Regions from separate parts of the Homo sapiens genome. Here region 2 is linked to region 1. Evidence: chromatin contacts called from ENCODE Hi-C or POLR2A ChIA-PET data. All regions are on one chromosome and are shown on one strand. Each heading gives the region's core, a stretch centred on a gene start or an enhancer-like site at or near the end of the contact. The rest is flanking DNA. Distances are from core to core; before and after follow the strand shown. Region 1 holds the start of RBFOX1 (RNA binding fox-1 homolog 1). Region 2 holds the start of SNX29-AS3 (SNX29 antisense RNA 3).

Region 1 (3,508 bases), core at 9-2,508:
AGAGGAACCCTTAAGGAATCTGCTCCTTGATGGGCGCTAGGAAATACACGTACATCTAGTACAAAGGAATGCACATCACATGGCCCCCTGTTTTGGAAAGCTTACAGCATTTCTTATAAGAGGATCCATGGTATAAGTGCAAACACAGTCACATCACAGGATGGGAAAATGAACAGGCGCCTCAGATCAAGTGCTCAAGGCTGGAATCTGGCCTTGTCCAATGCCACCTGCCCTTCAGAAGGCAGGGTGGTGCCACATAAAATGAGGTAGACTGCCTGGGGAGTCCTGGTTCCTTGCCAGCTATGTGACCTTGAACAAATTACAACTCACTGAACCTCAGACTGACTTTATTGTACAACAAAACCCCCTGGAATATTTGTGGAAAAAAGAGGAAGGGAGAAAGGAAGGAAGGGAGGAAAGGAGGAAGGAAGAAAGGGAGGGAGGAAGGAAGGGAGGGAGGGAAAGGAAAAGGTAGGGGAAGAGCAGAGTTTCTCACTCCAGTCCAGAGTGGGACCCAGGAAGGGAGAAATATTGCTTTAATCTCTCTAAGCATCTGTGAAATGGATAAACCTCCAGTATCTACTTCCAGTTGTTGAAAAGACTCCATGTAAAGTGCTTAAAACAGCATCTGGTGGAAAGTAAATGCTTATTAAGTGCTAGTGTGTATTAAGGCGTCATGGGGCTTCTGGCTGTAAGACATCTGCTAGGAGGACAATCCCTAGACCCCTTCAGCGTCCATTGCGGGAGTAGGTGGCCAGGAAGGGGGCAGGACAGGAGAGGCCCAGCTGTGCGGGGTGGGGGCGTCCCAGGCCAGCCGCACCCACCCCAGCCCTGCATCCCATCCAGCCTGGAGAACTTTTTGAATCTTGGATAGGGCTCGATCTCTGCCTGGCCGGAAGATTTGAAGACTTGCCAGAAAACTTCCTCAGAGAAGAAATGGACTGGGGCAAGAAGCTGCCTCCACTTGGCGTCTCTAGTGGGGGATTTGTCTACTTTGATTGGGGTTGGGAGGAGGGCGCTGGTGCTCAATGAGTGAGCCCACCTGGGGACTACCAGGACGAGGACGGGCGCAGGTGAAAGTCCTGGGCTCATTGCCCCAGCATCCAACTTTCACCCTCTGTCCCCTTTAGGCCAGGAGACCAGGGTACCGGGTCGCGTGTCCGCCGCCGCCGCCCGCTGGAATCCAGGGCTGCACGCGTGACCGCGGCGGCGGCGGCGCTGGCGAGGGGAAGGGGGAGGGGGCGCTCCCTCGCGCACCAGATTATTTTTGGCTCCGCAGCCGGGGCTGCTCGCTGCTTGTCGCGCGCTCACACACACACAGACACACACGCACACACACACATGCACACATTTTCTCGCGCTCTCTCCGGCTCTCCTTTGTTTATTTTCTAATCTATATTTTTACTGGAAGATTTCCTCTTTATTCTCTCCCGCCCTCCTACAAGCGCTCTTGCTGGCCGTCTGGGTGCACACACCGCTCCCTCGATCACCCCAGCCCCCTTCCTGGTCTCCCGAGCGCGGGGTTTGAAGGTCACCTCCTTTCCAGTCCCCGTGCGAGCCGCGCTGCCGCCGCCTCCTCCAGCCAGAGTCGGTGGGACTGGCTGCGCTGCCCTGAAGTGGTTCTCCAAGCAGCGCGGAGGGTGGCGGACGGCGGACGGAGCCCAGGGGCCGCGTCGGGTGGGGAAACCCGAACTCGCGGAGGGGAATCCCTCCCCCTCCGCCCCAGCCCCCCAGCAGCACCCGCGGTGGGGCGGGGGCGCTCTGCCAGCCCCGGGAACAGCAGAGGCGGCGGCACTGGCTGGACCCACGCGCGCGCCTCCGGGGCTGAAGAAGGAAGGAGTGAGCCGAGCCGAGCACCCCACATCTGGAGGGGACAGCCAGCCGTGGGCCCCGCCCCGGCGTCCGGAGCAGGAGAACTCCGAGCTTCTTGCCCAGGCAGAGAGAGCAGGAGCGGACCGCGCGCCCGGGATTGAGAGTCCTTGCGCTCCAGACCCCCACCCAGTGGCCGCCAGGGTCCCCGCCTGTCCGGACCCTCGCCGCGCCCAGGCAGGCGCGCCAGGGCGGGGCTGACCTGCCCGCGAAGTTGCGGACAGTGCGTGAGAAACCAGCACCCCCTTCCGCCGCCTCCAGCTTATGGTGAGTGTGGCTGGGGGTGCAGAGAGCGCACGGGAATTCGGGGGTCTGGGGCCGAGAACGTGACCGCAGCCGGGCTCGCCGGGAGTTCTAGGTAAGTCCAGGCGGAGTCATTGCCTCTGCACCCACCCTGACCTGGTGGGTCAGGTCCAGAAGGTCTCATGGAGGGAAGCGCTAGGTCCCCGAGAACTGGCCTCCTCCTAGCGCCAGTCTGGGCGCTCTGGACGGGAACTTTTTCAGGGTGTGTGGAAAGATCTCGAGGCGTGTCCCCCCCTACCCCCAGGAGGCCGAGACCCTGAGCCCCCTTGTGCGTCGCTTCCAGAAGCACGTCCTTCCTTGCCCCAGAGCGCCCCTCCGAAGCATCCAGGCTACCTCGTCCGTCCTCCTGGGAGCGAGTCCTAGGTGCCAGGAGCAGCGGGAGCCTGCCTGCGCACTTTGATTAGTCTCCCTGGCCGGCTGCAAGCGTGCACTCAGCGCGCCCCCGGACCGCTGCCTCCGCCCGCAGGGTGTGCAGGAGGAGGCATCTTAGTGACCCGGGAGGGTGTTTAGGTGCCCCGAACCCCTTGTGGGAGGAGGGGAAGAGAAGGCTCACTTATGTGGAGAAAGCGCCGCTGTGTTTACTGGCACTGGAATCGATGCCCCGCGGTGCCACCTCGACCCCAGGGGAGGGGGCCAGCCGGGAAACCTGCGAATGGGAAACTCCTACTGTGCCCCTGGTTCCTGGGAGCCTTAGAGAACCTTCACCCCAGAGAAGGAAACACAGGGGTAGCAGATCTTAGCCCTGTGTTGTTGTGCAGGCCAGGGGGGGGCTTGTCAGCTCCAATCAACCAATTGTCCAGCTATGGAAGCGAGGGCGGGGCTAGTGGGGCGCCGCTCCCATCTCCCCACCGCCCAGGAGGCCACTTGGCTGTGAGCTCCTGGAGCCTCCCTGGCGCCAGCTGCGGGGACCAGGTGTCACGCGGAGCCCGGAAGCTGTCCACTCAGCAAGGGAGGGGAAGACCCCGATCTAACCTTGTCCTGGAGCCCCCAGCTCCATTCCTTGCTGCCAGGGAATGGTCAGGGGGCTGGGAGAGCTCATCGCTCCTGTGTGGGCCAGAGCTGGGGTGCACCTGCTGGCACTGGAACATCTGGGGTGCGGCTACTGAAGAGCTTGGAAATCCTGGTCAGGCAGTCCGGGCAATTGGCACCCCAAAGGCGGATCTTTTCAGTTGAACTTGAAAAGAAGTGGGGGAGTGTGGTGAAATAGCTTTGTTGAGTTGAAACATCATGTCTCCTAACTTGGGTTTTCCTTTATTAGAATAATGATTGTTTATTTTTATTTTTAAACTCCGTTGTGCAGAGAGGCCTGGCCTTGACAGCCCAAGTTTAGGACATG
Region 2 (3,339 bases), core at 773-3,272, 6.6 Mb after region 1:
GAAACAACAGGTGCTGGGGAGGATATGGAGAAATAGGAACACTTACACTGTTGGTGGGACTGTAAAGTAGTTCAACCATTGTGGAAGTCAGTGTGGCGATTCCTCAGGGATCTAGAACTAAAGATACCATTTGACCCAGCTATCCCAATTACTGGGTATATACCCAAAGAACTATAAAACATGCTGCCATAAAGACACATGCACAGATATTTATCGCAGCACTATTCACAATAGCAAAGACTTGGAACTAACCCAAACGTCCAACAATGATAGACTGGATTAAGAAAACGTGGCACATATACACCATGGAATACTATGCAGCCATAAAAAATGATGAGTTCATGTCCTTTGTAGGGATGTGGATGAAGCTGGAAACAATCATTCTCAGCAAACTATGGCAAGGACAAAAAACCAAACACAGCATATTCTCACTTATAGGTGGGAGTTGAACAATGAGAACACATGGACACAGGAAGGGGAACATCACACACTGGGGCCTGTTGTGGGGTGGAGGGAGGGGGAGGCATAACATTAGGAGATACACCTAATGTTAAGCAAGTTAATGGGTACAGCACAGCAACATGGCACATGTGTATTTATGTAACAAACCTGCATGTTATGCACATGTACCGTAAAACTTAAAATTATTGCCATTTAATGGATGGGGGAACTGAGGCCCAGATAGATTAAAAGGTTGAAGCTAATCCGTATACAAGTTTGGGTTAAAGTTCTGGCCTGTGGCTCACATGGCTTTTTTATATTTTGTTTGTATTTTTGAGACAGGTTCTTGCTCTGTTACACAGGCTGCAGTGCAACGGCACAATCATAGTACACTCCAGCCCCTACCTCCTGGGCTCAAGCCATCCTCCCTCAGCCTCCCAAGTAGTTGGGATTACAGGCACATATTGCCACACCCCATTAATTTTTGTGTTTTTAGTGGAGACAGGGTTTTGCCTTGTTTCCCAGGATGGTATCAAACTCCTGAGCTGAAGCCATCCTCTTGCCTCGGCCTCCCAAAGTGCAGGTGTTGTGTGAGCTACTGTGCCCAGCTATGCGTGCCTTGTTTATCCACAGAAGTGGTCAGAAAGCTTCCTGGGAGCAGGGCTGTGGGTTAAGGCTCTGACCAACCCACGCACATTCCCCATCTCCAAACACAATGAGCCCGTAGCAATGAACCCTTGTTAGCCGATTTCATCAACTGAATGCACTTTCCTCAGATCTGATTAGACAAACAGGCTAGCCTGAATCCCAGCTGGGGTGGGAAAGAGACACAGGGAAACAAAACACAACCGGCTATAAGCCAGGGGATGGCCAAGTATTTCTGTAAAGGGCCAAATATTTTTAGGTGCAGATCATGAGATTCCCATTGCCAACTATTCAACTGATGCGTGGACAAGGCTGTGTTCCAACTCACCTTTATTTACTAAACAGGTGGGCCAAAGTTTGCTGACCTCTGCACACTATGATCAATCTATTGAAAGCCAGTCATGGGGATGGGGGTACCTGTTAGATCTGAAAAAATGAGATCTGTCTCTGTTCTTTATAAAGTGGGGGAGGAAGGGCGGTATGGTAAGAAAATGAACAAATTCTGTGCTGAAGACTGAATAATGGTATTTACCTTTGATTTCTTGTTTACTGCATGTCAGGTGCCGTACATTATTCGCTGTAAGCCTCAAAAACTCAGGAAGATTTAGCCCCATTCTCCAGATAAATGAAGTGGCTCAGAGATGTTAAGTTGCTGGAGATCACATAGGCAGGATTCTAACACGAAAGCTTATTCTCATTTCGCTATGTTCCACTGGGCCTGATCCAGTCTCAGCCTCAATTCTCCTGTTTGGGTGGTGCTATGTTATCCAGCAAGATGACCCTGCAAAGTCAATGCTGTGTATTCAAGGCACAATAGACAGTCTTCTAGAGGCAGTAGCCTCCACCTAGCACAATATGGTGACAAGGTAGCCCAAGCTGTCTGACCACTTCAGCCCAAATAATTTCACACAAGCATGAAAATTAGAGAAGATGTCATAATGGTGTCAGAGGGATTTGAACCAGAGCAACTCCATCTTGGGTAGGAGCTGGATAAAATGAGGCTGAAACTATTGGGCTGCATTCCCAGACGCTTAAGACACTTAGTCACAGGATGAGATAGCTGTATCTTGTGCCGACCTGTTTGCTGATAAAACAGGTTGCAGTAAAGAAGCCGGCCAAAACCCACCAAAACCAAGATGGTGCTTAAAGTGGCCTCTGACCGTCCTCACTGCTACACTCCCACCACTGCCATGACAGCTTACAAATGCCATGGCAACATCTGGAAGTTACCCTATATGGTCTAAAGAGGGGAGGTATGAATAATCCACCCCTTGTTTAGCATGTCAAGAAATAGCCATAAAAAAAGGCAACCAGCAGCCCTCAGGGCTGCTCTGTCTATTGAGTAGCCATTCTTTATTCCTTGATTTTCTTAATCACCTTGCTTTCACTTTACAGACTTGTGCTTTCTTTCTTTCTTGCAGGAGATCCAAGAACCATCTCTCTCGGGACTGCATCAGGAACCCTTTCATGTAACAATAATGGTAGAAGCACCTGGGATTTGGGAAAATCTTGGAGAGTACTTTGAATTTCTAAAAACCCATGAAAAGGGAGATTTTAAAAATTCACCAAGTGTTACCTAGATCTTTAGGGGTCCAGAGATGCCAACTAGTTTTGGGGCTCCACACCACAATGCAATAAAAAAAATGAGGCTGCTTTGGTCGAAAAGGGAGGTAACAATGTTACAGGCAAGGGGTCCTGATCCAGACCCCCAAGAGAGGCTTCTTGGATCTCGTGCACAAAAGAATTCAGGGGCAAGTCCACAGTGCAAAGCAAAAGTATGTTTATTAAGGAAGTAGCCTAAGTACTGTTAGCCATAGAGTAGGGCATTCCCAAAAGAAAGGGGAATGCATCCACTCTAGGTACAATGCTTGTTTATAGAGAATAAAAAAGATCATGAGGGGCCGGGCATGGTGATTCACGCCTGTAATCCCAGCACTTTGTGAGGCTGAGGTGGGGGGGATCACTTGAGGTCATGCGTTTGAGACTAGCCTACACAACATGGTCAAACAGTCTGTACTAAAAAATACAAAAATTAGCCAGGGGTGGTGGCACGTGCCTGTGCGCCCAGCTACTTGGGAGGCTAAGGCAGGAGAATTGCTTGAACCCGGGAGGTAGAGGTTGCAATGAGCTGAGACTGCACCATTGTACTCCAATCTGGACAACAGAGCAAGACTGCATCAAAAAACAAAACATCTTGATGAGAGACATGCTCTGCTACAAGGATTTGTAATAATTCTTAATTACTACATTTTA

Evidence for each region. A loop is a pair of places that touch in the nucleus more often than their neighbours do. ChIA-PET counts read pairs that join two places held with the same protein, here RNA polymerase II (POLR2A).
Region 2: a loop to region 1 is called in a map of transverse colon, with 17 times the contacts of the local background. The contact joins the promoter of SNX29-AS3 here to the promoter of RBFOX1 in region 1. A Hi-C loop is called at or near these places in 1 of 168 maps with a recorded cell type or tissue (transverse colon). POLR2A ChIA-PET finds 5 or more read pairs at or near these places in 1 of 52 experiments (activated CD8-positive, alpha-beta T cell).

Annotation. Positions count from the first base shown.
Region 1 is chr16:6,017,766-6,021,273 of GRCh38, forward strand. It overlaps RBFOX1 (RNA binding fox-1 homolog 1), which reads left to right and starts at 1,259. Exons shown (of 16, transcript NM_018723.4): 1 at 1,259-2,227.
Region 2 is chr16:12,609,120-12,612,458 of GRCh38, forward strand. It overlaps SNX29-AS3 (SNX29 antisense RNA 3), which reads right to left and starts at 2,023. Exons shown (of 4, transcript XR_007064988.1): 1 at 1,619-2,023.